Linked DNA regions of Homo sapiens: region 1 is linked to region 2. Evidence: chromatin loops called from intact Hi-C (ENCODE). Cell type or tissue: OCI-LY7. All regions are shown on one strand. Links, peaks and the distances in the headings refer to the core of each region. The heading gives the core; the rest is flanking DNA.

Region 1 (16,125 bases), core at 2,595-10,594, 690 kb after region 2:
AAAAATTAACTCAAGATGGATTAAAAATTTAAATGTAAGCCATCAAACTGTAAGAATCCTAGAAAGAAACCTAGGAAACACCATTCTGGACACCAACTTTGAGAAAGAAATTAAGACCAAGTCCTCAAAAACAATTACAATATAAACAAAAACTGACAAGTCAGACCTAATGAAACTAAAGAGCTTCTGCACAGCAAAAGAAACTCTCAACAGAGTAAAAGACAATCTAGAGAATGGTAGAAGATATTCACAGGCTGCACATCTGGCAAAGGTCTAGTACCCAGAATCTATACGGAATTTAATTGAATAAGTAGAAAACAAATAACCCCATTAAAAAAATGAGCAAAATACTTGTGGAACCATGTATTTTGTCGAAACAAGACATACAAGCAGCCAGCAAACTTATGAAAATGTGCTCAACATCACTAATCATCAGAGTAATGCAAATCAAAACCATAATGAGATACCATCTCACACCAATCAGAACAGCTATTATTAAAAAGTCAAAAAATAACAGATGCTGGTAAGATTGCAGAGAACAGGGGACACTTATACACTGCTGGTGAGAATGTAAATTAGTTCAACCACTGTGGAAAGCAGTTTGGGGATTTCTTAATGAACTTAAAACAGAACTATCATTTGACCCAGCAATGCCATTACTAGGGGTATATCAAAAAGAAAAAAAAAATCATTCTACCAAAAAGACACATGCACTCACATGTTCACCACAATACTATTCACAATAGCAAAAACAGGAGATCAACCTAGGTGCCCATCAATGGTGGACTGGATAAAGAAAATGTGGTACATGTATACCATGGAATACTATGAAGCCATAAAAAGGATGAAATCATGTCTTTTGCAGCAAAATGGATGGAGCTGGAGGCCATTATCCTAAGTGAATTAATGCAGCAACAGAAAACCAAATACTACATGTTCTCACTTACAAGAGGGAACTCAACATTGGGTACTCATGGCCATAGAGATGGCAACAATAGAAACTGGGGACTACCAGAGGGAGGAAGAAGGGGAGCAAGGTTTGAAAAAGTAACTATTAGGTGCTATGCTCAGAACCTGGGTGATGTGAACATTTGTAACACAAACCTCAGCATCTGTCAGTAACCCAGGTAACAAACCTGCACATGCACCCCCTGAATATAAAATAAAAGTTCAAAAAAAAAGGAGATGGTCAACCAGTATCTTGGGGAAAAAAAAAAAAAAAAAGCTCAACACCGCTAATCATCAGGGAAATGCAATCTATAATAAAGCGTTATCTCACCCCAGTTAGGATGGCTACTATCAAAAAGACAAAAAATAAATGCTGGTGAGGATGGAGAGAAAGAGGAATGCTTGTACACTGCTGGTGAGACTGTAAATTAGTACACCCATTAAGGAAAACAGTACGGAGTTTCCTCAAAAATCTAAAAATAAAATTACCATATGCTCCAGCAATCCCACTACTGGATATGTATCCAAAAGAAAGGAAGTTAGTTTGGGGAGGCCGAGGCGGGCAGATCATGAGGTCAGGAGATCAAGACCACCCTGGCCAACATGATGAAGCCCCATCTCTACTAAGAAAACAAAATTAGCTGGGTGTGGTGGCACGCACCTGTAATCCCAGCTATTTGGGAGGCTGAGGCAGGAGAATCGCTTGAATCTGGGAGGCAGGGTTGCAGTGAGTCGAGATCACGCCACTGCACTCCAGCCTAGACTCTGTCAAAAAAAAAAAAGGAAGTTAGTACATCAACAAGATATCTACACTCACATGGCTCTTACACCACAATTCACAACAGCTAAAATATGGAGTCAACCTATGTGTACAACAACAGATGAATGAATACAGAAAAGTATTCTACAATGGAATATTATTCAGCCATACAAATAATGAAATCCTGTCATTTGTAACAACATGGATGCCACTAGAGGTGGCACATTAAGTGAAATAAGCCAGGCACAGAAAGACAAGAGAACATTTCATGTTCTTGCTTATATGTGGGGACTAAAAAAAAATGGATCTCACGGAAGGAGAGAGTAGAATGGTGGTCCCCAGAGTCTGGGAAGGGAAGAGGGAAGGGATAAAAAGAAGTTGGTTAAGGGTACAAAAATTCAGTTAGATTGAAGGAATACATTCTAGTATTTGACAGAACAACAGGGATATTGCAGTTAACAATAATTTATTGAATATTTCAAAATAGCTGGAGGAGAAGAATTATAATGCTTCCAACATAAAGAAAAGATAAATGTTTGAGGTAACAGATATCCCAATTATTCTGATTTGATGACTACATGTTTTGTACATGTATCAAAATATCACATGTACCCCCAAAATATGTACAACTATGGTAAATCAATAAAAATACAAAAAAGGAAAGATTGGTCATCACAGAAAAGGAAAGACAATTAACTTTGAATATGTTTCATTTATGTTCAATGTTATCTAGTTATCCCCTCTCCAAAGAAACAGAAAGGGAGCTCAGGTCATTTAAACAAGGGCAAGACTCATGTATTTGTAACTCAATACATCAATACTCAATACATTTGATACTCAATACATCAAAAGTAGTTTATTTGAAAGCTCTGCTTACTGTTAATCTAAGCAACAAAAGTTACCCTTCAGCCTTCAATTAACATAAAAAATAAATCTGTGTTTGAATGCCTTTGAATGGATTATAAATCATGCTATATTTTCTCATTAAATACGGTTTTTGGGGCATTACGTACCAGAAAGCAAAAAGCCCCATATTATCATATGCCACTAGGAAAAAAGTTCCCCAATTCACAAAACCTCTTCTAAGACAAAGTCTATATTCAGGAAACCACAAAGAACTTAAAAGTCAGTGCTTTCATTTTTCATCCTTCAGAGTAGCATAGGATTTTCTTCTGAGTGGTGAAGGACTTGCCTATTCCCTAGTTGATATGCTTAGAGAACAATAAAACAGACACACACAAAAATAAGAAAAATATATGTGACAGAATTTAATATTTCAAAAAGTATTACAGTAGTTATCAACACATTGATGGACTTTGCCACGTGTATTTTAACAATGACTACCATTCTCACTTTGAATTACCTTGAATTACCTTTTAATTGCCTGAAGGCTCAGAGCCTTCAGATCGCACTCAGATCCTAAACAGTGAGGAAAACAGAGCCTCATTTCCTCATTTGTAAAGGGAATGTATTTTTGACACACTTGGGGTTGGGTGCGCAGCCTACCACATCTTCTCAACCCCTCTCCTTCCCCTACCCATGAGTTACCCTTAAAGAACTTTAACTCATGGCCCCATGCCTTGTTCAACCTGATCCACACAGGGCATTTTACTTTCTCTGCTCTCCACTCCCGTCCCATTTATTCCCAGAAACTTTTAATTGGAATACAGAGATTCCAGTAACTAGCTGTAGATGCTAGAAGTAGCAAATACATAAAATAAAATTTCTGTCTGTGATCACATCCCTTAAAAACAGATAAAAGGATCTTCACCAACTTTAGAGGATATGTTAGAGATGATGAGTCAACACTTATGGAATGTGACATAGCAAAACGAACCTTGTCGAGTTCAGTGTTGCTAACATTTTCACTTAATTTCCCCTTCATTTGTTATCCAGGATTAACTCTCAGCATCTCTATCACTAGACATATTAGTAGCCTATTTCTTATCAAAGCAGAGACAGCTCATCTAACTTCATAACAGAATATCTTGTACTCCATACCAGAGTCACATCTAGACATATGGATAAATTGGACTAGCTAGTAATTCCATGCACATCTAAACCACTATCTCCAAAATATCCATCCAACAATTATTTATTAAAATAGAGAGAAAGTGTCTTTTTATACTTCTTTCATTGTATTTAAGATAACTAAGATAGTCACATGCACTGCATTTAATGTAATATTCTAACTTAATTTGGAATATTCTTTTCTTTTGTAGTTTTCTTTATTCATAGTTTATATGCATGAATATAGAAGTACCTTATAAGAATATATTACAAAGTTCTGTTCAAAGTACCATTGAAAGCTCTTTTCTAGTGTCTTTTATGTCAGCAAAATGTTTTTACCTTCTCGGTAGTTCTTTCTCTCTTTTTAGTTTCTTTTGCAATATTCTAAATCAGAAAACATCTTGGCAGGTATATTAGAGCATTTAAAGTTTAGGGGTAAAATTTCCAGTTCTCACTAAACAGCACTATCACATGCATTTTTCAATTTCAGCTCTAACTGCTGACTTCAGGCAGCTGTCAACTGGCTGTTCTCAGAGTGATTGTCACCTGTTGGAAAAATTCTCAACAGAGATCCATCACAGGTGGCAAGGAATGCTTTGTTTTGTTTTAATTTTCACTCCAAAGTGCACTTCAATTTGGCAGAAGCCAAACTATGAAAGAGGCCAGCTACAAAAGGAATTACATGTAGAAACCTGAATTAAATGGCACCATGTCTTCAAGGGCTGTAGTTGTTTTAGAGTCCCTTATACGTTGATACACCAAATGTCTTCCTACTTGGCCCTGACCATCGGCTCCTTGCCCTTTTCCAACCATAATGGTCCACGGATTTCCATCCTAGCCTGACAGCCCCCTAATGTTTGACTTTCTTGAGAATCTAAACAATGTATTCAGTTCTTGTTTACTGTTCCCATCAGCAATGAAAATACCAAAGCATCAGTGATCAATACAACTGGCACCAGCTTATATTTCCTTACTTAATGGCTGGTAGATTTTGAGGTTGGATCTAGTGGCATGGAAAGTAATGGAAATAAAAATGGACAAAGGAGAAAACATCTATCCCAAAGGAAGGAAGAGAAAGGATTAAATTAAGAAGCCAGGTGAAAATTTATGTGAACCCCTTGGCCCCTCAACCCCCATCTTCCTCAGCAATCTGGCTCATTTTTTGAGTGCCTACCATGTGCCAGGCACTGTGCTTTACCCAAATAAGAGTATTTTAAAATGCAATGCTATAAATTAGATATTATTAGTCCCTTTTTAAGGATGAGGAAACTAATGTTGAGAGGTTCTTTCTCACAATATCACATTTAACAGGTCTTCAAATCCAGGCATGTTAGCTAAAATGTGAGACATCTAAGAATAAGAAAATGAACACTGTATATTCTGATCCAACAGTCTGTAATCTTAAAGTGACCGAGGTAGAGATGATCAGAATCAAAGTTGTAATTAGTTCAGGGGAAATGGGAAGACCTACTTGTCTTATAAAAAAATTTTCTATAGCCAATGATGTCTGAAATTTTGAAGTAAAGTATAATAGAGAGAACAGAAGATTTTTTTTAAGTAAATAAAGTATTGGGAGTAAGGAATAATAATACTAGAAAACATTTATTGAGTACTACCATGCACGAGATACTATTGAAAACATAGTTCCAAGAGTCATTTCATTGTAATCCTAACAACTACGTAACTAAGTTATTATTGTTTTATTCATATAAAGATTACGAAAACTGAGATCTAACAAGATTAAATAACCTTCCCAAGGTCACAGAGTTACTAAGTGTCCAAACCAGGACTCCAACTCAGAACTGTATGCCTCTAGAATCTGTGCTTCAAAGTACTAGGCTAAACTACATCTGTAAGGGAACTGATGATCCTAGCATAGGTGATCAAGTCATCATCTACCTTAGCTGGAATCCAAGCTCTACAGAAGAGGATTCCCCAAGATAAAGTGAACACCTAAGCATCAGATCACTATATATATATATAAATTTAATGAGGCAGTACTAACAGTGTAGCTAAGTTCTTTACCTGGATTATCTTATTTCTTGCTCACAACAACCTAAGGGATAGGTACTAATACTAACTTTGTTTCAAAGTTGAGGAAACTGAGACTTAGGAAAATTTGCTATTTTGCAGGACTTGAAACCTAGACCCTAGGAACCATCACTCTTAACCACTATATGCTCCTTCAAGTCATATCTTTATGGGCTGAGATCTAAATCCATCTTTTATAGTACTGACTCCGTAGTACCCTACTACAGTAAAATCTTTTGCTCTTACATCTGGACCAGTCTTGCCTGTTGAGTAGTGGATGGAGTAGCCTCCAGCTCCTCCTAGTGGCTAGAATGGCCACTAACATTTACTAAAGAGTTGAGTACTGTGAATCATTGCAAACCAGGAACCACCAGCTTACGGGTTTGTCCAAAGGCCTGACAGCCATTAAACACCTGCAATCAAATTTATCCCAAACCTCGGAGGCCTCATTAAATGTCTGACATCTGGTATGCACCAGGGTACTTTAGCAACTGGGGAAGAGCAACATGCAGATTAAAATGATAAAATTACCCCCAAATTAGTTCAGCAGATGTGGAGTGGAGACACCAGGAGTTTTGTTTTTCAGTTTCTTCCTTGCATTCCACAACAATAAATATCAATGCTTGTTATCTCAGCTAATTACACAGTTTTTCAGCAGTAAAGAAACTCCATTTTCCTTTCCTTTCTGACACATAGCATTTAGATGCATCCTCTCTAATGACCCGCTTCCTTGTCTTTTAAGAATGGAGTACTACTGCATCCAGCTAGTAATTCAAAACTGAAAGTTGCTCCATCCTTCAACACTTATTCTTTTTAGGGTTAATTTTTAAATCATACCCTAATTTACAGGAATTTACAGTCTTTAAAAAAGTAGCTATTTTCAGACCTGTTTACTAGACCACAATCTGAAACATCAGTCAAAAACAGCTTGAACTGACTGCATCCTTCTCTGGAACAGAACATCTAGCAGCAGAACATCCTATTGTAGCTGGCCCATCTACCCCATAATTAAGGTTGCATTGCAGCCCTGCTCCAAACTTATTTCTGCAGGAGAACAGCTAAGATCCGTTAGATAAGATGTCAGAATATGTGCTACTGGAATTGCATCCAATCTGTTGGTTAACATTACCAGAGCCAATTTAGTGTTGAATTTAAATCACGGAAATGTTGGTGATATGGCAACATATATTCACAAAAGCTTTAGTAAAGTCAATAATGACTGCCTTGCTCTCTGAGGCTCCACTTGAGAATCCTCTTCATAAGACCCGGTCAAAGCTCAGTGAGGGAAATATATTGCTGTTAAATTAAAAAAAAGACTTATGATGTTCATCAACTCAATATTGCACACTTAAAAGTCATAAAAACCAGCTTTTTGAATCACAGGGGATTTTTAACCATAAGTTCATTTTTTTGCAATTATTCATACAAACAGATGATGTAATGTGCATTTTAAAAACAAGAAATCAACTTTAGGAATTAAGTGGGTCAAGGATAAGAACAGTGTGACTCAAAGAACTCAATGCCTCCTTTCAGATTAAAGTGAGAAACTCTAAAAACGAGAACAATATCGGGGAAAATCTTGATTTTTTTTCTTTCTAAAGCAAGTTTCATGGAAACAAAAAAACAGCAAGTGTTTTCAGAGGCTGCTATGTTTATATTATATAACCATATCTTGCTAATATATCTTTATGTGTTTATCCTTCAAAAGTAAACGAATTAAACAGACCCAAGGAATTCCTCAAATCTAAAACCAAAGAATACAATAGGAGACTAACAAAGATTTGCAGAGAACCTACTATATGCAAAGCACTGTTTTGCTGTGAGCTGCATAGTGATATAGAAAATTTGGCACAAACTGTTTGTCCCCAATGTCTACTTTATAAAAAATTCTTTCCTCTAAAACGTGATCCCTTCTACTGTCCCTTAGCTGACAGCCTCATGCCATCACAAAGCCTTCCAGCCTTAAGATCTAGAGTCCATTTTTGAAGCAGCACAGTGCTACCAAGGAGAGGCAGATAAAACGGATGGACCCCATCTCAGCATGCTAGGCACACAACTCCCCCCTCCCCAGATTTTATGAAATCACCTCAGAAACCCTCACATATAATACTCAGATAAGTTAGTCTTTCCTTTTAGCTCCCTGTCTTGAGAAATGTTTTAAGAATCCAGCCCCATCCAAATGCTCTTTGTTTTCTCCCAAACACAGAACCTGTGAATGAGTGTGATTTTAAGTCAATAGAGACATACATAATTTATAAGAGGGTTTTTTTGAAAAAAATCATGCATTTCCAAACACAGTTGTTAAGGCTATAGCAAGTAATAAAAATGCAGAGAGCATCTTGCAGGAGAGACAGGCTTTGGGAACCCCCTACTGGCTTAGCCAGAGGAAAACGACCCCATTGGTTCACTTAGCAACAGCTGTGGGATCCAGATTACAAATTCCTCCCAAGGCAGTATGAATATGAGCTTGAAATATTCATCTCTCTTCCCAATACAAACTTGCTGATGCATTGCTGCCTCAATATTTCTATAAACCAAAACACCCCACCCTCAGAGCAGAGCTAGTTGAATCCTAAATTCTTAGGACATAAAGTATGCAATGCTCAGAAGGCACATATGAAAAGATTTTCCTTTGGAATCTCAAAATCAGTTGGCAGTTGGTAGCAAGACCAAACACAGAGATAAAGTCAAAGATCCTATCACTATTTTTGGTTTTTGAATCTCAAAAAGTAAACATATTTGTGGTGGGATTAATAGTTTTCAGTGGGGAGCCATCTCCAGTAAAATGCAGGCACATTATTACACAATTTAGAGAATATCTTATGTGTGTGTGTGTGTGTGTGTGTGTTTAAATAAACAGCACCATCGAATTGGATGAAAACACACAGACTATATAACAGCCAAATTCACAGTGACTGGAAAATGTCAAATATGGGTGAAGGTAAAACTCTTAACTGAAGCAGGAAATCTCCGTGACCCCTTTGTGGGCAGGAACTGGAGTACACGGGCGCTGGACCTAGCTGGGTGCTTCAGTGGCAGCAGGGACAAACTCCACTCACATGAACTCACTGCATTCTACCCCTCACAAGAGGGGGCGCACAGGTGAGCAGGTGCAGGATCCAGGGCAAGCACTTTTGGGTGCCAGCAGGAATGAATTCCGTATTGCCCCCACAGCAGCGTCTAGGGGGATGCCTGGGACTCTTGAAGCCCCAGAAGGAGTGTTACAGAAGGAGTGTTACACTCAGTGCTTGTTTAGCTTGCCATCTGCAGTTGGCTTAAGTGTTAACAGCTCAGTGGAGGGTCAGTGTGACAGCCTTTTGCACCTGCACTGGAGTTCTTGTCCAGTGTCCAAGAGGAATGATGTTGCAGGAACAAATTGGAGATGGAAATGGGGGGGGGCGATGGTTTATTGCCAATCAAAGTGGCTCTCAGCAGGAAGAGGAGATGAAAAGGGGATGCAGTGGGGAGGTAATCTTCTCCTGGAGTCCAGCCCTACTCAGAGGGACTACTTTCCAAAGCTACACCATCAAGCTATCCCTCTGAAGTCAAGCCTCTTCTCTCTGACATCCAACCACAGTCTCTGACATTCAATTGCTTCCCCTCTCCTCCTCTTTCTGCTGGAGAGCCCGGGGTTTTTAATGGGCACAGGATAGGGGACAGGGCGGGCCACGGGTGGTTTTGGAAAAGGCATTATTGAAGCAGGAAAGCAGGAATGTATGTTCTCATTTTGGGCCGCGGTTCCAGGCTTGAGGGTGGGGCCCTCACTGGGGACCCACTCTCTTCTGCCAAGAATTTCCCTGCCTCCTGTTCCTATCAGAACTACTGGCCTCACCTGAGATTATGATGAAAGTGAAGTGTGAGTTTGATAACAGTCCATATTTTTATTCTAATTTCAGTTCAAGTATTGGTTATGATCCATTTTCCTGATATTACATTGAGTGTCAGAAATACAAGGATGAAAGACAAATGTCCTGCCCTCAGGACATAGTCCAATGGGAGACTCCCATAGTCTGATGGGAGAGACATATTAGGTTGGTGCAAAAGTATTGCAAAAAGTAAAACCAATTACTTTTGCACCAACTTAACACATGTAAATATGCAACCACCCAAAGCATAATTTATGCCATAACGGTATCTTGGTATGTTGCATTGTAAGTGCTCAGTAGATAATAATGAATTCTTATGCTAGAAAGAGACATTTTTAGGTTACAGATATGCTTAAGAAAATAATTCCAACTCAGAGAAACTTTCCCAAGAAAGCAGCTTTATTCAAAAGATGAATACTGCAATATTATTTATAATAGTGGAACATTTAAAACTATGTAAACATACAGCAACAGGAGATTGGTAATAAATTATGGTATGTCTAAATGATTGAATTTATAATGGCTATTAAAATCAATATTTAGTACAAAAATTTCTTCTTTAATATCAAGTGAAAAAAGCAAGATACACAGTTTTACATAGTATTATTATAACATGTACTTACGTACAAAAATGTAGGTAAGTTATGGCAAATATTAATAATAGTTATAACTATATAATAGACCTATAAATATTTTTTCTTTTTCAGTATTTTTTTTAAATTTTACTTTAAGTTCCAGGATACATGTGCAGAACTTGCAGGTTTGTTACATAGGTATATGTGTGCCATGGTGGTTTGCTACACCTATTGACCTGTCCTCTATGTTCCCTTTCTTCACCCTCCACCCACCAACAGGCCCTGGTGTGTGTTGTTCCCCACCCTGTGTCCACATGTTATCACTGTTCATCTCCCACTTATGAGTGAGAACATGCAGTATTTGGTTTTCTGTTCCTGTGTTAGTTTGTTGAGGATGATGGCTTCCAGCTTCATCCAAGTCCCTGCAAAGGACATGATCTCATTCCTTCTTATGGCTGCACAGTATTCCGTAATGTTTATGTACCACATTTTCTTTATCCAGTCTGTCATTGATGGGCATTTGGGTTGGTTCCATGTCTTTGCTATTTGAATAGTGCTGCAATAAACACATGTGTGCATGTGTCTTCATAGTAGAATGAATTATATTCCTTTGGGTATATACTCAGTAATGGGATTGCTGGGTCAAATGATATTTTTGGTTCTAGATCCTTGATCTAGAACCAAAACCATACCATCTTCCACAATGGTTGAACTAATTTACATTCCCACCAACAGTGTAAAAGCGCTCCTATTTATCCAAGCCTCACCAGCATCTATTGTTTCTTGACTTTTTAATAATCACCATCTGACTGGCAAGAGATGGTATCTCATTGTGGTTTTGATTTGCATTTCTCTAATAATCAGAGATGTTGAGTTTTTTTTCATATGTTTCTTGGCCACATAAATGTCTTATTTTGAGAAGTGTCTGTTTGTATCCTTTGTCCACTTTTTCATGGTTTTTTTTTTTTTTTTTGTAAATTTGTTTAAGTTCCTTGTAAGTACTGGATATTCAACATTTGTCAGATGGGTAGATTGCAAAAATTTTCTTCCATTATGTAGGTTGCCTGTTCACTATGATAATATTTTCTTTTGCTATACAGAAGCTTTTTAGTTTAATTAGATCTCATTTGTCAATTTCAGCTTTTGTCGCAATTGCTTTTGGCGTTTTCGTCATGAAATTTTGTCCATGCCTATGTCCTGAATGGTATTGCCTAGATTTTCTTCTAGGGTTTTTATGGTTTTGGGTTTTACATTTAAGTCTTTAATTCATCTTGAGTTAATTTTTGTATAAGGCATAAAGAAGAGGTCCAGTTGCAGTTTTCTGCATATGGCTAGCGAGTTTTCCCAGCACCATTTACTGAATAGGAAATCCTTTCCCCATTGCTTGTTTTTGTCAGGTTTGTCGAGGATCAGATGGTAGTAGATGTGTGGTGTTATTTCTGAGGTCTCTATTCTGTTCCCTTGGTCTGTATGTCTGTTTTGGTACCAGTAGTAAGCTGTTTGGGTTACTGTAGACTTAGTATAGTTTGAAGTCAGGTAGTGTGATGCCTCCAGCTTTGTCTTTTTGCTTAGGATTTTCTTGGCTATACGAGGTTTTCTTTCATTCCCTATGAAATTTAAAGTAGATTTCTAATTCTGTGAAGAAAGTCATTGGTAGCTTGATGGGAATAGCATTGAATCCATAAGTTACTTTGGTCAGTATGGCCATTTTCATGATATTGATTCTTCTTATCCATGAGGATGAAATATTTTTCCATTTGCTTGTGTCCTCTCTTATTTCCTTGAGCAGTGGTTTGTATTTCTCCTTGAAGAGGTCATTCACATCTCTAGTTAGCTGTATTCCAAGGTATTTTATTCTCTTTGTAGCAATTGTGAATGGGAGTTCATTCATGATTTCACTCTCTGCTTGTCTATTGTTGGCATAAAGGAATGCTTGTGATTTTTGCACATTCATTTTGTATCCTGAGACTTTGCTGAAGTTGCTTATCAGTTGAAGGAATTTTTGGGCTGAGATCATGGGGTTTTCTAAATATACAATCATGTCGTCTGCAAACAGAGACAATTTGACTTCCTCTCTTCCTATTTGAATATGTTTATTTCTTTCTCTTGCCTGATAGCCCTGGCCAGAACTTCCAATACTATGTTGAATAGGAGTGGTGAGAGGAGGCATCCTTTTCTTGTACCAGTTTTCAAAGGGAATGCTTTCAGCTTTTGCCCATTCAGTATGATATTGGCTGTGGGTTTGTCATAAATAGCTCTTATTATTTTGAGATATGTTCCATCAGTACCTAGTTTATTGAGAGTTTTTACCGTGCAAGGATGTGGAACTTTATCAAAGGCCTTTTCTCCATCTATGAGATAGTCATGTAATTTTTGCCTAGTTCTGTTTATGTGATGGATTACATTTAATGATTTGCATATGTTGAGCCAGCCTTGCCTCCCAGGGATGAAGCTGCCTTGATCGTGGTGGATAAGTTTTTTGATGTTCTGCTGGATATGGTTTGCCAGTATTTTTTTTTAGGATTTTCACACTGATGTTCATCAGGGATATTGGTCTGAAGTTTTCTTTTTTGTGTGTGTCTCTTTCCAGTTTTGGTATCAGGATGATGCAGCTCTCATAAAATTAGTTAGGGAGGAGTCCCTTCTTTTCAATTGTTTGGAATATTTTCTGAAGGAATGATACCAGCTCTTCTTTATATTTCTGGTAGAATTCAGCTGTGAATCCTTCTGGTCCTGGGGTTTTTATGGTTGGTAGGCTATTAATTGCAGCCCCAATTTAAGAACTTGTTATTGGTCTACTCAGGGATTCGACTTCTTCCTGGTTTAGTCTTGGGAGAGTGTATGTTTCCAGGAATTTATCCATTTCTTCTAGATTTTCTAGTTTATTTGCACAGAGGTGTTTATGGTATTCTCTGATGGTAGTTTGTATTTCTGTGGGGTCCGTGGTGATACCTCATTTATTATTTTTTGTTGTGTCTATCTGATTCTTCCCTCTTTTCTTCTTTATTAGTCTAGCTAGTGGTCTATTTTGTTAATTTTTTTCAAAAAACCAGCCCCTGAATTCATTGATTTTTTAAAGAGTTTTTCATGGCTCTATCTCCTTCAATTCTTCTCTGACCTTAATTATTTCTTATCTTCTCCTAGCTTTTAGATTAGTTTGTTCTTGCCTTTCTAGCTCTTTTAATTGTGACCTTAGGGTGTCAATTTGAGATCTTTCAAGCTTTCTGATGTGGGCACTTAGTGCTATAAATTTCCCTCTTAACACTGCTTTAGCTGTGTCCCAGAGATTCTGGTACATTGTCTCTTTGTTCTCGTTGGTGTCAAAGAACTTCTTGATTTCTGCCCTAATTTCATTATTTACCCAGGTGTCATTCAGGAGCAGGTTGTTCAATTTCCATGTAATTGTGTGGTTTTTAGTTAGTTTCTTAATCCTGAGTTCTAATTTGAGCACACTGTGGCCTGAGAGGCTGTTATGATTTCAGTTCTTTTGGATTTGCTGAGGAGTGTTTTACTTCCACTTACGTGGTCAATTTTAGAATAAGTGCCATGTGGCACTGAGAAGAATGTATAGTCTGTTGATTTGGAGTAGAGAGTTCTGTAGACGTCTACTAGGTCCACTTGATCCAGAGCTGAGTCCAAGTCCTGAATATCCTTGTTAATTTTCGGTCTCATTGATCTGACAGTGGGGTGTTAAAGTCTAGGTATGGGTGTCTAGGTCTCTTTGTAGGTCTCTAAGAACTTGTTTTGTGAATCTGGGTGCTCCTGTACTGGGTGCATATATATTTCAAATAGTTAGCTCTACTTGTTGAACTGTTCCCTTCACTATCATGTAATGCACTTCTTTGTCTATTTTGATCTTTGTTGGTTTAAAGTCTGTTTTGTCAAAGACTAGGATTGCAACCCCTGCTTTTTTTTTCTTTTTTTTTTGCTTTCCATTTGCTTGGCAAATTTTCCTCCATCCCTTTATTTTGAGTCTTTTTGTGTCTTTGCACATAAGGTGGGTCTCCTGAATACAGGACACCAGTGGGTCTTGACTCCTTATCCAGTTTGCCAGTCGGTGTCTTTTAATTGGGGCATTTAGCCCATTTACCTTTTTAGTATTGTTATGTGTGAATTTGATCCTGTCATCATGATGCTATTTGGTTATTTTGCACGCTAGTTGATGCAGTTTCTTCATAGTGTCATTGGTCTTTATATGTTGGTGTGTTTTTGCAGTGGCTGATGCCAGTTTTTCCTTTCCATATTTAGTCTTTTCTTTTCTGTTCTTTTCTTTTTTCTTCTTTTCTTTTCTTTGGAGACAGAATTTTCACTCTTGTCACCCAAGCCAGAATGCAATGGTGCGATCTCAGCTCACTGCAACCTCTGCCTCCCGGGTTCAAGTGATTCTCCTGCCTCAACCTCCCGAGTAGCTGGGATTACAGGGGCCCGCCACCACACCCAGCTAATTTTCATATTTTTAGTGGAGACAAAGTATCACCATTTTGGCCAGGCTGATCTTGAACTCCTTACCTCAGGTGATGCACCCGCCTTGGCCTCCCAAAGTGCTGAGATTACAGGTGTGAGCCACCACACCTGGCTTTAGTGCTTCTTTCAGGAGTTCTTGCAGGGCAGGCCTGGTGGTAATGAAATCCTTCAGCATTTGCTTTTCTGGAAAAGATTTTATTTCTCCTTCACTTGTGAAGCTTAGTTTGGCTGGATATAAAAATTCTGGGTTGAAAATTCTTTTCTTTAAGAATGTTGAATATTGGCTCCCAATCTCTTTTGGCTTGTAGAGTTTCTGCTGAGAGGTCCGCTGTTAGTCTGAAAGGCTTCCCTTTGTAGGTGACGTGGCCTATCTCTCTTGCTGCTCTTAATAGTTTTTCCTTCATTTTGACCTTGGAGAATCTGATGATTATGTGCCTTGGGGTTCATCTTCTCATGGAGTATCTTAGTGGTGTTCACTGTATTTCCTGAATTTGCATGTTGGTCTATCTTGCTAGGTTGGGGAAGTTCTCCTGGATAATATCCTGAAGTGTGTTTTCCAGCTTGTTTCCAGTCTCCCCATCTCCTTCTGGTACTCCAATCAATCATAGGTTCGGTCTTTTTATGAAGTCCCATATTTCTTAGAAGCTTTGTTTATTCCTTTTCATTCTTTTTTCTCTAGTAAGGTCTGCATGCCTTATTTCAGCAAGATGGTCTTCAAACTCTGATATCCTTTCTTCCACTTGGTCAATTCAGCTATTGATACTTGTGTATGCCTCGCAAAGTTCTCGTGCTGTGTTTTTTCAGCTCCATCAGGTCATTTATATTCCTCTCTAAACTGGTTATTCTAGTTAGTAATTCCTCTAATCTTTTATCAAGGTTCATAGCTTCTTTGCATTGGGTTAGAACATGCTCCTTTAGCTCAGCATAGTTTTTTATTACTCATCTTCTGAAGCCTACTGCTGTCAGTTCATCCATCTGATCCTCCGTCCAGTTCTGTACCCTTGATGGAAAGACATTGTGATCATTTGGAGAAGGGGCACTCTGGCCTTTTGGGTTTTCAGCATTTTTTCGTTGATCCTTTCTCATCTTCGTGAGTTTGTCTAGTTTCGGTCTTTGAGGCTGCTGACCCTTGGATGGGGTTTTTGTGGGGGATTTGTTGTTGTTGATGATGATGATGATGATGATGATGCTGTTGTTGCTTTCTGCTCATTTGTTTTTCTTTCAATGATCAGGTCCCTCTTCTGTAGGGCTGCTGCAGTTTTCTGGGGGTTCACTTCAGGCCGTATTCATCTGATTCACTCCAGAGCCTGGAGATGTCACCCAAGGAAGCTGGAGAACAGCAAAGATGGGTGCCTCCTCTTTGTTCTGGGACCTCTGACCTTAACGGGCACCAACCTGATGCCAGTAGGATGGCTTCTGGTGTGTTCCTCGCTGAGGGAAAACCCACTCATCTGGGCTGCCCAGATTCCTC
Region 2 (16,125 bases), core at 3,774-11,773:
CACAAATGTGCTTTGTGAGAAGGGAAAACATACTTTATGGATTCTTTTATTTTCAAGACATACCTAATTAAAAAATTTAGCCTAATTTGTCCACATTCAAGGGCTTTTGTTTTTCTTAGTGAAACAAAATTTAGTGCTACTAGAAACTAAACTTTATTGGTCAACACTTGTGGAGAAGTCCCAGGAGGTTACTTTGTTTTCTTGACTTGACATTGTGAGTTTGTAAGCAAATAATACTTTTTGTTTTTCCTTTCCTTATCTCCCAAGGTGAGAAATCACAAATAGATTTTTAAAATCCCTCATAGGTATATAGTATGCAGCAGCATGTCTCAAATGTATTCGGCAGTCAACTCCCTCCATCTTTTTGGGGAGAATTTTGTGCAGTAAATGTTTTCCAAAACACACTTTGGTAAATGCTATTGTGTGTTTACTATAAGCATATTTTGCCACCTTTTTGTCTCCCATTCACTAGAGTCTGCATATCATCTTTAAAGTTTTCATAATTTTGAATCCAATGGTCTCTTTTCAGATCATGACTTCCCAACAATTGACATTACAGACAATTTCTGACTCCTCTTGGAATGTTTTCCTTTCTGGGTTTCCAGAATACCATTTCTTTCTGCTCCTTTGTCTTCTCTTTTCAGTTTTCTTTATTAACTTGCCTTTATCTAAATCTTAGATGTTAGTGTACCCCAAGGTTCCATCCTTGACTGTCTTTCTTGTGTCTCAATGTTATATTCCAGTTGCTTCGTTAAACTGCCACACTCATTCTAAATTTATGATACCTTCCCCGACATCTTTAGAAATAATAGATTACTTTTCATTTTCTCTGCTAAATGCACTTTATTTTTCCCTTAGTGAAATGCATACCACCTTGCATATGTCTGCCTCCTAACTAGCCTCTTTTGTCAAGATGTGATAGGCTCTATTGCAGTTAATGCTAGTTATCAGAAAAAAAGTTTACATCTCACTGATGCAAGAATCTGTCGCAGATCTGGGCAACTCTCAAGGACAGCTGTGTGTTCGTCTGTTCAGTGACTCAGGGATCTAGGCAACCTCAAACTTGAGGCTCTACCTTCTCAATACAAGGACTGTTCTTATATTTCCATGGCAGAAGGAGTAGAAAGTGAGTAGGGGCTTCTACTGGCTCAGTGTGGACTACACAGACATATGCTATTCACATTTCATTGAGCAGAACTAATAATAGGGTTTTATCTTTTGACAGTAAGAGTGAAAGTTTAGTTATCCATATGCCCAGGAAAGAAATAACTTTTGTTGAAAAGCTTAACACAGGGATTGTATCATAAATATCTCTATACCCCCAGTACTTGGCACAGGGTTTAACAATAGATGTTCAATAAATGTTTGGTAAATTCAATCTAATCTAGTTTCAACTTGAGTCATTTTACTGATAGAAGAACGGAAGCCCTTCAAAGAAAAGTGACTTTACTCAAATTATTCAGATGTTTACATGGCTAGAGCAAGAATCTAGATCTTTTGCTCTTTTTACTATATCTGATATTCATGGAGGAGTTTGTTCTACAAGAATTGTTATGATTTTGTTGGGTTGTGCATTATTCCCATTAAGGCTACGGGTTTGGTTGTTGGAATGTTTGTTAACTTGCTTTACATTTTTGCTTACAGAGTTAACAGAGATATGGCATGAACATGTATTAGAAAAATGATTCACACACAATAGAAAAAGTAAGTATAGATTATCAACTTGTTGCCAGCAGCATCAATAATTTTTTTTTGGTTACTAAATAGCCCACATAAGTTTGAGCAATATTGTCTCATTTACTACATGTCATTTAGTTGCATAGCAAATGCTTTTACTGACAGAAAATAAAATAAGATTGAAGAAAACCACACAGTATTATCAATTATTACCCATTCTTACTTCTTCTTTCTTTACTGTAGTTTTTGGAAGGGTAATTTAGTGTATTTGCTTAACAATTTTGGGGCCTATTTTCCCATTTTATCCTTACTAAATTTTAAGTAGTAGGTAGGGATTCTCTTAGTGCTGTCTGTGGAAATGTTGCAATTCTATGGCTACTATAATATCTTTTTTGACAACCTTACTTATTTCAGTGCTGGATGGTCTTATTTGCTTTACACCTCAGGGTTCTCCTCAAAACGCCATTGAGGTTCTCTCTTAAGCTGTACCTCTATAGGTAATATTTCACTTGAACATATAAACTTTAATGCAATGTTTCTAAAATAAACTCCTAATCTTCTTCCCTGCTCTCAAGCTTCCTCAAACAAATAAACACACTGGCAGAGACCGTTACCTGTAGCATGTGGCTAATTTCTAGTCAGAGAATATGAACAGAACTTATGGGTATTTCTTCCATGTCTGGCCCATATCATTTTTCTGGCCAATGAACAAACAAATAAGCCAAATACAACAACGAAGATTAAAAAAAAAAAAAAACCCTTCCTAGTTTCCACTTGGCTGGAGAAGACTGTGCCAAGCTTGGAAGCCATATTGTTGAAAGTGGCAGAGCATTTTATCGACTTGAGTTCTTCAGTGACTATGTAGAAAGAGCCCTGTTACTCTCCTAGACTGTTTGGAGAGCAAGAAATAAACTTATTCCATGTTGAGTCATTGTTTGAGTCCATTGTTACCACAGAATACTTTGATACAGAAACCTCAGCTTGTGTACCTGTGAAATGGAAATAATAACTACTTTACTTTGAGAACTAAATGAGATAATATAAACAAAGCACTTATTTTAATGCATGACTCATAAAATATATGATAAATTTTAGTCTATTCCCTTCCTTCCTTCTTCATATAGATATGACAAATACAATCCTTTTAATTCCCTTCAGAAACTTCTGCATCCACTACCCCTCTTTCTTGACACAGAGATAGTGGTTATGAGATTGAAACTCTGTACATCTCCCAATGCTGAATCTATACACAGACATGGATCCAAATTCACATTCTCTTCCCTTACTCCTGTTCCAATACTATTCTTTCTGCTATTTAATATTAGCCAGTATTTATTAAGTGATTAGCATATACCAGGTAATATGCAAAGCCCTGCATGGATTATACAATTAGATCTCATGATGTAGGCATTGTTTTATATCCCCATATTTCAGATTAAAGAATTGGGAGGAGAAAAATTAAGCAGTTTGCTCAAAACGCAAGAATATCTTCAAACTCTCTCATTCTCTTTTCACTTTTTATCTGCATTTAAATGTGCACATATCCCTACAATCTTGAGAAAAACCATTCCATGAAACTTGGCTTCCTTCTTCATTATCTTCATTTTCTGTCTCAACTTCCTCACCTTCACTCTTTAAGCCCTCTGCTCTCACCACTCCAATGAAATGCCTCTATTTTCTAGTAACACATCCAGTGGAGGCTTCCTGGTTTGGATTATCATTCAACCTTTCTGAAATATTTAGTTCTGTACCACTCTCTCTTCCCCAAAACACTAGAGGAGAGTTTGTTACATACCACACTACTTTTCTAGCCACTCTTTCTCCGTCTAACTTTGGGGACTCTTTCTTCTGACAGGTCCTTGAATGCTAGTGTCCTTCAGGGTTCTGTCCCTAAAATTTTCTTTTTTTTTTTACATTAAATATTCTGCTTATAATATCATTTACTCCTACAGTTTCAATTGCTATATATGCTACTAATTCCTAGTTTTTAAAAAAATCTCATCTACACATGTCTTTTGAATTCCATATTCATTTCATCAATTTCAAGTTGAGATCCTAAATTTAGATCCCACATAAGCACCTCAAATGTAACATATCTAAAATTGTACTTATAATCTCTCCCTCTAAAATCTTTCCTTCTAACATTTGTCCCTCTGAGCTCCTCTGTCTCAGGAATTTGTCTATTTGTCCAAATTAGAAATTACACATCATCTTGGGATCTGCTTTTTCATTCATCCCCTAAATGCAATCAAGTTCTAAGTCTTGTTAATTAATGTAAAATTTTATTTCCTAAATATACTTCCTAAATGCATGTGATAGGCTTTTTTTTTCAATCATCATTTACTACCAATTGCCATTATTCATGCCTTCTGTGCATCAGAAGCTGATGCAACATTATTTGCCATTCTCAGAAAATAGCATGCCCTTTCATGCTTTGAGAAATGATGTCTTTTTCTTCCTTTATGGGTTGGAAAACTCTTTCAATAATAACTATATTATCATTACCAGTGTGAATCTTGGGAAGTGTTTCCTGAGGTCAAGCTGGCTGCTCACCTACCCTCCCTCCTATGCTACTATAGAGCTCTGCACTTGGCTCCTTTCTAAATATTTATAAAAAGTTTCTAAGCCTTTGCCTATTCATCTCCCCTTCTAGACTGTGAGAGCCTTGAGAAAGGAAAGCTGGTTTTTATGACAGTGAATTGGATCCTTCCTAATTTAAAAATATATCTGCTAAAGGACCAGTTCACTGAATGGTCATTTGCCAAATGAACAGATTCACCAAATTTACCAGATTTATCAATTCATCCCAAATAGTTGTAATAAAGTGATTAGGATGTTTAAATTTGGTACCCAATGATGAAATATGATTTTCTGGATATTAACTTTTTAAGGTTAAACCCAACCTGAGAACCTGGCCAAAAAAATCTGTAAATGCTAAAGAATCAGTATTTATTTTTAAAATTTCTCAAAGGAAAAGCTGTTTTTCAGTTTTTTTTTTTTTGAGGGGGTTATTTTACATGTAATGAGACTTCTTGTCTACCTCAGATATGGTTTCAGTTATCTCTGAATGTCGTTTCCTATTTTGGTAAACTTTATGCATTTTCCTTATTCTTCTGCAACTTCCTCAAATGGCATACCAGCTTTCCTTTTATATCTCTAGCATTTATAGTTTAAGATGAAATTAAACTTTAATTAGGAGATTGAACTTTAAATTTAAATTCACAGGCACTAAAATAAATCAGAATTTTAAATTGAAGTTTAATGAAAGAAAAATTTTAATTAAATAAAATTTAGAATTAAAATTTAAATTCATTCAAAAGAATCAGAATTAGTTTAAACCATCACATCTCACATGAAACTAAAAATGTGATTTTTATCAAGGAACAATTAAGGTCTCTTGACTTGGTTGGCAGTAATTTGCAAATGATTCTCTATGAAAGCACATAAAAAAAGAAAAAAAAGACCACAATGGACCAAATGAAAAAGATACAAAAAAAATGGATAAAACATAAATAGATTAAAAATACTGTAAATGAAAACAGATGAATGCTAAAAGGTTGGCTCAATAAAAAATGAAATTTTAAAAGGAATAAAAATCAGTATAAATGAGTAATTTCTACATGAAACTTAAAATTTTACTTATGACATATGTACTGTTTTATATTCAGTCATCAAATCAAAATATTTCTCTTAAAATTTATAAGATTATTTTTATTAAGTCACTATGTTTGATGGGTTGGTTTTCAGGAAATAAGCCATGTGGTGAACTGATTTTTAGTGATTTTTCGCTGCTTATTTGCCACCAGCAAATTTCCCAAACTTCCAACTTCTCCAGTTTCCATAATTTCTTCTGTGAAATTGAAGTTTCTCTTCCCCCTGAGATGATCAGCTGTCTTCTTAAGTGATAGCCATTTATTCTTTTTTAACCAAGGTTTCTTAAGCTGCTCTGACTTGACGTTTTCTTCTTTCCTCGACCTGGCCCATACCTGCTTTTAGGTGTCTCAGAAATTCTTCAAATTCAGTGTTTCCAAGACTGAATGTAGGTATATTCTTCTCTTCTGGTCCCTGCTATCTGAACTCTCCAAACTTTAGTTCCTTTTAGCATTCTTTTTTTTTTTTTTTTTTTTTTTTTTTTTTTTTGAGACAGAGTCACGCTCTATTGCCCAGGCTGGAGTGCATTGGTATGATCTCAGTTCATTGCAACCTCTACCTCTGGGTTCAAGAGATTCTCCTGCCTCAGCCTCCAAGTAGCTGGGAGTACAGGCACCTGCCACCACGCCCAGCTAATTTTTCTATTTTTAGTAGATATGGGGTTTCACCATATTGGCCAGGCTGGTCTCAAACTCCTGACCTCAAATGATCCACCCATCTTGGCATCCCAAAGTTCTGGGATTACAGGCGTGAGCCATAGAATTCTCTATTTAGGATATGGCCACCATCCATCCAGTAGCATAAGCCAGAAACAAGGAATCAACCCGTCACTGGTTATTCTAGACGTTTTTCAAATGTCCATTCATTTCCATTACCCTGGTTCTAGTCCAAGTTTTGTTGAAACTCCTATAATAGTCTATTGTCTACATTATGGAATTGGGAACATTACATTTTTAAACTGCAAAGCTTAGAACAAAGGTTGTCACCTAGTAAGCATTCACTACATGTATGAACCAACATTGTATTAGTCTGTTTTCATGCTGCTGATAAAGACATACTGAAGACTGGGCAATTTACAAAGGAAAGAGGTTTAATAGAGAACTCACAGTTCCACGTGTTGGGGAAGCCTCACAATCATGGCAGAAGGGAATGAGGAGCAAGTCACATCTTACATGGATGGCAACAGGCAAAGAGAGAGAGCTTGTGTGGAAAGACTCCCATTTTTAAAACCATCAGATCTCGTGAGACCTAGTCACTATCACGAGAACAGCACAGGAAACACACACTCCTGTGATTCAATTATCTCCCACTGGGTACCTCCCACAACACGTGGGAATCATGGGAACTACAAGATGAAATTTGAGTGGGGACACAGAGCCAAACCATATCAGACATTTAATTAAAGTCGTATATTATTTGGTGTTCTCTTATCCTCATTTAAGATTTTATTTAAAAATATTTAAAATATATTTCTAAAATACAGACTATATTGCCCGACTCTTTGAAAGCTTTCAGTAGTTCCCTATTACTCCTAAAGACCTAAATTCATTATATGACCTAGATGGTTGTGCAAGCTTTGGCTTCTGAACACCTTTCCATGCTCCTGGGACACCTTTCTCCCTCTCTGGGCTCCAGGCACTGACTGTAAGGCCCTGGAATGTGCTCTGCCACTGTTTTGCCCAGAGCTTTGTTTGTATACCTTCTAGTGCACCCCTCCTCCTGCCTATCCCAGCACGCTGTGCCTCTTTTTCCCTCTTGCTTTTCTTCCTTGATTAAAAATAGACTTTATTTTTTAGAGCAGCTTTAGGTTCACAGCATAATTGAGCAGAAACTACAGACAATTCCCATATATTCACAGCCTCTCTCACTCTTTCCTTCATTTTAGCCTCCCACACTAGATCTATTTCTTTTATTAGCTCTAATAAATAAATATATTAATATTTAATATTATTAATAGAATAATAAATATATATAAGAGAACCATATTCTCTTCCTTCACACATTACCTTGAGATTGTAATTTTTTATTGTGATTATCTGTAGCTTGTCTTCTTTTCCTCATAAAGCATAGAATCCATGAGGTCAAGGACTGTACTGACTTTTTTTTCCCTGAGATCTAATCAAGTGCCCATCATATAGAAGGTCTTCAATACACATTCATCATTGTGGTTGAATAACATATGTCATATAATCCTACACAGTTTCTGGGTAAAACATATCTCTATATAATTACCACTACAACACTTTGAAGATCTAAAATAAAAATTAACCATAATTTTGCTGTTTGTTTCTGTCTCAGGCTAATTTAGCATTTCACATTTATAACTATTCTGGTCCAGTAGCTCCTAAAATTTAACCACAGATATTTTATTAAGTATACACATACTGATGGAAGTAAAATTATTCTGTTCTGTGTTAAATGTAATAATTTACTTCTATTTTTACTCTTTCTTATGTCTGTTTTCAAACCTGAAGTGTTTGATTTCCTTCTGCAAAAATTTGCTTATCTTACCTGAGAGGCACATACCACCACAAGGGGGCAGAGATAGACAAATATTCAGTTCTTTGGACTGCATTCTCTATCCTGAGACTATTCTTTGACAGAATACATTTGAGCCATTATTTTTTCCATGAGTCTCTTTTTTCATTTGCCTTTCAATTTGAAATCTATAAGTACTATTATCCTCTTCATACAGTGTATACCTTTTAAAAGATGAAGAGACCTCCACTATATAAATTGTAGGCATTATATAACTTAACTCTTTAGTACATTAAGTAATTTTAGTTATAAGAATGCTATGTTAGATGTTGCAGTAAATTGTTCACTGGTAATTTCATAGCTAGTTTCTACTGTCTTATCTTTAGCCTACACACACATACACACATGTACACACACATATACATAGATACGTTGGTGGGGGAAAAAAGAGATTTTATTTTATTTTTGCATAATCATTCAGGGAATATTTAGGCATTTATGTCATAGAAACTAGAAATTAAACATTTGGAAAGAACAGGATTTTTTAGTATAGTTTTATTATTCTATCCTTTGTGCACTAAATATATATTCATCTTTACTTTGAGTAAGAAAAACACATGCTGAGCTATATGTATCTATCTTAACATAGTTCTCATAAACAGCTTGGGTAGGACTTTATGTCAGCAATCTAATTACATAACTCACCTTGTTTTATTGGTTATTCTGAAATTTAGTTCTCTGTAAATATAGAGCCCATCCAATTTAGAGTTGAATTTTAAGAATGTTAACTTTAACGATAATGAGATAATTTATGTGTGAACAGATGCCTTGGTTAGAAGGAAGTTTAGAGGAGAAAGAGAGCTTTTTATTATAGAAAAACCAATAGCAGAAAGAATGTGACTTTGATTCAGATTGGGAATCACCAAAGATTGGTAACCACATGAGAATTTCACAGACAAATCATCTAAACTTGATGCCGGGCATTCAAGGTCATCCATAGTCTGGGCCCACACATCCTCGCTGGCCCTTTTCTCATATCTCTACCCATCCTGCATTCCATTCACCTGGACCACTTGCCTTTTGGGGAACAAGTCATACTTTTCCATGTTTCTATGTCTTGGCCCTTGCCTGCTTTCCTAATCTGGAATTACACCTCTCCACGTCACCTCCGAGTTTTCCCCCAGGTAATGCAAATAACTGAGCATATTTGTCATACTCTAATTTATTGAGCTCATGGAAAGATATTGCTAATAGACCACAATATTTTCTCCAGTCTCACTAAATGTAGCCTCAGTGTCCTTCTCAGTACAGCTTCTCAGAATAATTCAGATACCTATACCAATTAATTACTGATAGTTTATGAGATATTTGCCATCTTGCTGACTTAGCCCAAATTTGTGTCTAGATAAGTAAGACCAGGATTGGGTGGCTTTGGAGAATGTAATTTCAGCTTGAATATGAAGATGCTTGTAGAACAGTGTTCCTTCCTCTGAACATGGCTACAGAAGAACAAATCAGTTAGTCTGAAGGTAAGAAAATAAAACAACTTAAAATGTCATATAATTTTATTCATCTAAGTCCAACTGAGCTATTATATTAATCCCTAAGCACCATAGAAGAAGGGTCATGTTTATTTTGTTTATCGCCATATCCCCAGTATTTAGCCAAGGGTCTGGTATATATCAGGTACTCAATAATATTTGCTGATTGAATGAACTAATAGTGAATAATGGCAAATATTATATTTCATGCCACACCATCTTCTCCATTAAATGGGGTAGATTTGCACTCTAAGCTGGCGACTGCTCTGGAGAAAGGGTTCCCAGATAAGTAAAAGGGAAAGATTTTTTGAAGGTCAGTACATGACCTTTTGGAGGTACAACAGAAAGATACCAGCAGTAAAAGTTGGGAAACCTGTGAGTGCTTTGTCTACTCTGCTGCACTTCAAAGTATCAAAGAATCATATAATTTAAATAGTTTGGAACAAAGAGAGATTTATTCTGAGTCAATATGGATTCTATTAAATTGGACCTAAAGTATCAGACATTGGCACTATTCTGAGACCCAATCTTTGGGAAGATTTAGTTCACTCTTAAATTTTTGACGGGAAATATTTGAAAATCTTCCAAGGATATTGAATGTGATTTACATTTCTAAAGGTCGGTTAAGTCCCAGGTTAATTCCTCTTATACACTGGTTTCCTAAACTGAGAATAGAAGACTGAAAACTGAAAATTTTATTATTCATATGACCACAGGAAGTATGAACAATTTTTAGTTTAAAAACGTGAGTTGTAGAAGCAGATGGCCTCTGGACCATCTGTCTCATTTTAAAAAATTCAACTTTTATTTTAGATACAGGGGGTACATGTGCAGGTTTGTTATGTTGGTTTATTGCACTCAAGTAGTGAGCATAGTACCCAATAGGTAGTTTTTCAACCCATGCCTCCCTCTGTCTCTCCCCTCTTTAGTAGTCTATAGTGTTTGTTATTCCCATGTTTATGTTCATGTGTGCTCAATGTTTAGCTCCCACTTGTACGTGAGAACATGTAGTATTTGGTTTTCCGTTCCTGCATTAGTTCGCTTAGGATTATGGCCTTTAGCTCCATCCATGGTGCTGCAGAGGAAATGATTTCATTCCTTTTTATGGCTGCATAATATTCCATGGTGTACATGTACCACATTTTCTTTATCCAATCCACCATTGTTGGACACCTAGGTTGATTCTATGTCTTTGCTATTATAAATAGTGCATTGATGAACATAAGAGTGCATGTGTCTTTTTGGCATAATGATCTATTTTCCTTTGGGTATATCTCAGTAATGAGATTGCTGGGTCGAATGGTAGCTCTGTTTTAAGTTCTTTGAGAAATCTCTAAACTGCTTTCCACAATGGCTGAACTAATTTACAATCCCACCAATGGTATAAACATTCCCTTTTCTCTACAAGCTCACTAGCATCTGTTGTTTTTTGACTTCTTGATAATAGACATTTCGACTGGTATGAGATGGTAGCTCATTGTGGTTTTGATTTACACTTCTCTGGCGATTAGTGAGAATGAGCATTTTTTCATACGTTTGTTGGCCACTTGTATATCTTCTTTTGAGTAGTGTCTGTTCATGTCCTTCACTCATTTTTGAAAAATGGGGTTATTTGTTTTTTGTTTAAGTTCCTATAGATTCTGGATCTTAGACTGTTGTTAGATGCATAGTTTGCAAATATTTTCTCCCATTCTGTAGGTTGTCTGTTTACTCTATTGATAGTTTATTTTGCTGTTCAGAATCTCTTAAGTTTAATTGGATTCCACTTGTCAATTTTTGTTTTTATTGCTATTGCTTTTGGTAACTTAGCCAAAAATTATTTGCCAAGACTGATGTTCAGAAGGGTATTTCCTAGGTTTTCTTCTAGGATTTTTATAGTTTGGTGTCTTACACTTAAAACTTTAACCATCTGTAGTTAATTTTTGTATATAGTAAAAGTTAAATGTCCAGTTTCATTCTTCTACATATGACTAGCCAGTTATTTCATCACTATTGAATAATGAGGACTTTTCCCATTGCTTGTTTTTGTTTGCCTTATTAAAGATCAGATGGTTGTAAGTGTATGGCTTTATTTCTAAGTTTTCTATTGTGTTCCACTGGTTTATGTGTCTGTTTTTGTACCAATACCATGCTATTCTGGTTATTATATCATTATAGTGTAGTTTGAAGTCAAGTAGTGTGATGTCTCTGGCTTTGTACATTTTGCTTAGGATTGCTTTGGCTATTGGGGCTTTTTTTTTTGGTTCCATATAGATTTTAGAATAGTTTTTTCTAATTCTATCAGGAATGACATTGGTAATTTGATAAGAATAGTGTTAAATCACTAAATCTCTCTCCAGTGTTGTTTTGTGCAGTATTACCATTTTAATGACATTGATGAGCATGGAATGCTTTTCCATTTATTTGTATCATCTCTGATTTCTTTCAGCAGTGTTTTGTAGTTCTCCTTATAGAGATCTTTCACTTCCTTGGTTAGCTGTATTCCTAGGTATTTCATTTTCTTTGTGGTTATTGTAAATGTGATCATGTTTTTGATTTGACTTTGAACCTGGACATTATTGGTGTATAGATATGTTACATAGATTTTGTACTCTGAAATTGTACTAAAATAATTTACCAGTTCATGTAGCCTTTTGGCAGAATCTTTGGGGTTTTCTAGATATAGAATAATACCATCAATGAAGAGAGATAGTTGACTTTTTCTTTTCCTATTGAATGCCTTTTATTTCTTTCTCTTGCCGATTGCTCTGGCTAGAACTTCCTGTCTCATTTGTTGATACATTAAGGAAAATGTAACTAAATGTTCAGAGAAAAGTAATAGCGTATATTAGCAAATTCCTTAGATTTTGTCTCTTCCAGAGCTGTCAAACAGAACTTTTGCCATGATGACAATATTCTGTATTTGTTTTATCCAATATAATAGCCACTGGCCACACATGGCCACAGGGCACTTGAAATGTGGCTAGTACAATGGAGGAACTGAATTTTTAAATATTACTTAAAATAAATAATTAAAATTTATATTTAAATAGCCACATGTGTCTAGTGGCTACTGTATTAGAGTGCACATCTAGAAGAATATATACTTAATTAAAACTAAAATAATTTTAGAAGTAAAATTAAAAAAAATTAGAATTATAATTTTTGAGATGAGCCATTGATAATGTCAACAAGTAAGACATCAGACTGAAAACAGAAAAAGAAACTGAAGAATTGTAGTATGGGAATTTTAAAAAGCAGCAAGCTTAGCACTTACCATGTGTTAGACCCTATGCTAGACCCATTCACATTTATCATCTCAGTGAATGCTCATAACAACTCTGCAAGTAAATATTTTATCTCCACTTTATAGGCAAGAAGTCAGATATTACAATTTCCTCAGTGAAAAAACTTAAACCCATCTGGTTTCAAAATCCAGACTGTAAAATTTGAGTGAGCAGAAGAAAAATATCCAGATACAATTATGAATGTGCATCTTATGAAGTGAGGTCAGGCCTGGAATGAGTGTCACATCCAAATATTGCTCACGAATTTCTTAAAGTCCTCATTGCTGAGTCTAGGCTTGGTTTCTGATGATGTAACAGTCCTGAAGCTAAAGGTGGGGTCAGGTGGTCCAAATTGGGTAGAAGAAGGTGAGGCTGGGGACCAGCCAACTGAAAGAGAGCACTGATGTTCTGGGTGACCATCGCTCTTGTAGAACATTGCCTCTCAGGTACCTGAGCAACAATTGCTAGCCTTGCTGTTTCCATTAGAGGTGCTGACTTATGACAGCATTCTCAGCTATAATTTTATGGTTGAGTACTTTGACGTTATTTTTCTCTCCAATAATGCTCTGTGACCTGATTTTCTCCTCATTTGTCAGATAGCTTATGTGATGTGGCTTTCACTTGGTAACTGCAATTCAGGGGCATTTCCCTGCAATAATGTGTCAAGAAACAGCTTCTATAACACCAGAAATCATGCTTCCTTATGTTGAGGAGAGTGGAGATGTGCCTCCGTGTGTTGACTGTGTCATTCAATCTAATGCTTCTGGATGCATATGTCTCGCTGAGCACCTAAATAACTTGTATTCTATATCCTTAGAATAAAAGGATATCAGCATTTTTTCCTGCTGGTCTTTGGAGTTTGTGCCGCAAAAGAATGATACTTCGCTACCTCAACTATTAAATGAAGGAGTCTGCTTAAAGAAGGCTGAATATCTTGGTTTAAGAACTTAGCTTTCCCAATGATTGAAATGAATTAGATAGGAATGATGGCCTGGGTATCTATCTTGGGCAAGTCTTGTGTCTTGCTATCCTGGGATTCTTTTACAACTAGAAATACAACACCAGAATTCTTTGATAAAGATTCAAATTCTGAGATGAAGCAACCTGATCCAGGCAGTTTAGGAATGGGGCTAAGGCTCATTTAAAATGGGGCCATGAGCGGTCAGAAGTATCTGTGAAAGCCAAATATGAGTCTGTTGCAAGATGGAGAATACTTTAACAGATTAACGGTCCATGGAATTAGTGGTCTAGGAGGCAGCATCCTAGCCAGGAATAGGATATGAAAAGGATTTCTGAAGTGCAGATAAAATGGTCCCTCAATCTTCAGGGCCAAAGCAGGAGGGGAGCTGGAGAAGGAACACAGAATCAGAAACAAGATTGTTACAAGGTGGTTAGGGAGCAAATTGCTTCAATTGCAGCCCGCTTACATTTGAGCAAATGTGCTTCCTGGAGCCAGGGGCTTGTTCTTAAAAGAGCCAGTTCCATAGGACAGGTAACTTGCTGAAGTCCAGATCGACTTCAGCGCCGGGAGGTATAAATACATTTTGCAAAATCCAAATATTCAAGTTGAAAGAGAGCCCAGTTCCTAGGAAGCGGTGTTTTTTATTTGATATTCTTAAGTATCAACCATATATTAGACAATATGTAGCCTTAGAGAGTCGCATGAAATTTCTGTAAGCACAGCACAATTGCTGGATGTCTCCTGCAAAAATAAGAAGAAATCCAGCCGAAAACCTTTTTCTCTTCCTCTTTCCCCTTTATAAAGAAGGCTAATAGATCTCTCATTTTTCAAAATGTACCTCAGCTTTGGAATGGAGAAGTGGAAATGTTTTTTCTATTCGAAAGGAAGGTTATCTAAACACTGTAGTGTGTGATTCTATTAGAGCTTGCTTGATTTAAACTCTGAGTGTACCTAAAACTCTCAATTCTACTTCACATGTGGTAAAAGGTCAAATACAGTCTTGTTCTACCTTGCAATCAATCATTTACACTCCCTGTCCACCTTATAGGGGAAGACAGACTATTATTAGCCTGTGGAAAAGGCATACTGGGATTCATGTCATATGGAGAGAATATTTATTTTTCTCTTATTTTGCCAAGCCGATGGTGGTGGTGTCTGCAGTACACAGCTGACATGGAGCTAAAGCTAGATGTGGTCATATGATAGGCAGGACAAAAAGCAGAAAGGCTGCTCTTCTGCTGGCCATAAATATCAGGTCAGATTTCTCTTTCTCCTTCTCTATAAAATTCTCTATTCATTTATGCAGGCCTGTCAACACATGCAAAGACATGTAAAACACATTAATAGGATTGTGAGTTAATTCAAATCCAGTCATTCTTTCAATATACATATATGTTGGGCACATTATATGAGCTAGTTCTGCCCACATGAATTGTCTCTAGACATTCATTTGTTTTTTTTTTCCTGCTGTATTTTTCTGTTCCTTCTTAGTTTAAGCAGATAACTTTTGTTTTTTGCTTCAAAGACGTTTGCAGAATGGAAAGTAGAAACTTTTTGAAAGCAACCTTTCTGCTTTTCCAAAAGACTGTACTCACTGCAAATGGAGAAGCAAGAATAGGAGTGTCATCTTCAGGGTCACCAAGGAAGGTTGGAGAGGCTTCAGACTGGGGTGGGGGCAGAGGCTGCTGGGCCCACAAGTAGAATAGCCCTGCCCTGTTTCCTTGGCAGCATCTTTGGGCAATGGCAAACTAGAAGTACATCCAGAGAGGCTGCTCTCAAGCCATGGAATTCCCACTCCCAGTGAACATTCCCAGACCCCAAGCATAGTACAGAGCTGATAGGTGCTAGAAAAGACCATATGAGAATGGAAAATGGGCTTCTCTGAAGTAACCAGTGAGAACCACGAACAGGATGGACCTCTGTAGTGCAGTGCTTTAGGACAGAATAAGACATACCACTCAGATTTTTCATGGCACTAAGCAAATGGGAGAGGTAGAGCCCAGTAATCACTGGGATTAAAACTCTCTCCAGATTGGTGGGATTTAGATTTAAACTGATTAAGCAGGGATTAGATTTAAGTTAATTTAGAAAAAAACCCAACAACATGACAGTGCCTTATTTCTTACACATCTGGATTGGTGGATTAAGTTTACCTGCTGTCATTATAGCAAGGAACACAAATATTAAACAAGTTATTACCATTGTGAATTGACCTATGAAGGAATAATTGTGGATACTTTGGAAGCAGAGCTGTGGGGCCTAATTAAAAGTATATTTATGGTTAGGATGGATGGGGAGGAAATTATTCCCTGAATGAATAACATTTTAGCTGTTATCTATAGGATAAATTAAAGTTAGTTAGCTTAGTTAAAATTAAAGGGTGATCCAGGCAATGAACAATGTGTGGAAATGTCCTGAGGTGGATAAGAGCTTAGGCCAATCAGTGTGGCCAAAGACATGAAAGTGAGGGGATAAATGGCTGGTGCAGAGGCAAAGAGGAGACAGGGTTCAGGTCACGCCGGGCCTACCAGCTCACATTAAACAATGATCA

The links. Hi-C counts contacts between places; a loop is a spot of excess contacts. Peaks named below come from ENCODE experiments on the same cell type or tissue, not always from the same donor. Only the 100,000 strongest peaks of a DNase experiment are listed, where the experiment ranks them.
Region 1: a loop joins it to region 2, with 4 times the contacts of the local background. A loop is called at or near these places in 23 of 110 quality-filtered maps.

Annotation. Positions count from the first base shown.
Region 1 is chr1:98,784,393-98,800,517 of GRCh38, reverse strand. No RefSeq gene overlaps it. Among named protein-coding and RNA genes, the nearest start is that of SNX7, 130 kb to the right of the region's middle. RefSeq lists an enhancer at 15,954-16,125. In OCI-LY7, for the core only: CTCF peaks have their summits at 5,854 and 6,053 (motif pointing left); a DNase peak (open chromatin) is centred at 6,047.
Region 2 is chr1:99,473,324-99,489,448 of GRCh38, reverse strand. LINC01708 (long intergenic non-protein coding RNA 1708) reads left to right here and starts at 1,645. Exons shown (of 3, transcript NR_125951.2): 1 at 1,645-1,704; 2 at 9,212-9,335. RefSeq lists a silencer at 929-1,129. In OCI-LY7, for the core only: CTCF peaks have their summits at 7,660 and 7,861 (motif pointing right); a DNase peak (open chromatin) is centred at 7,858.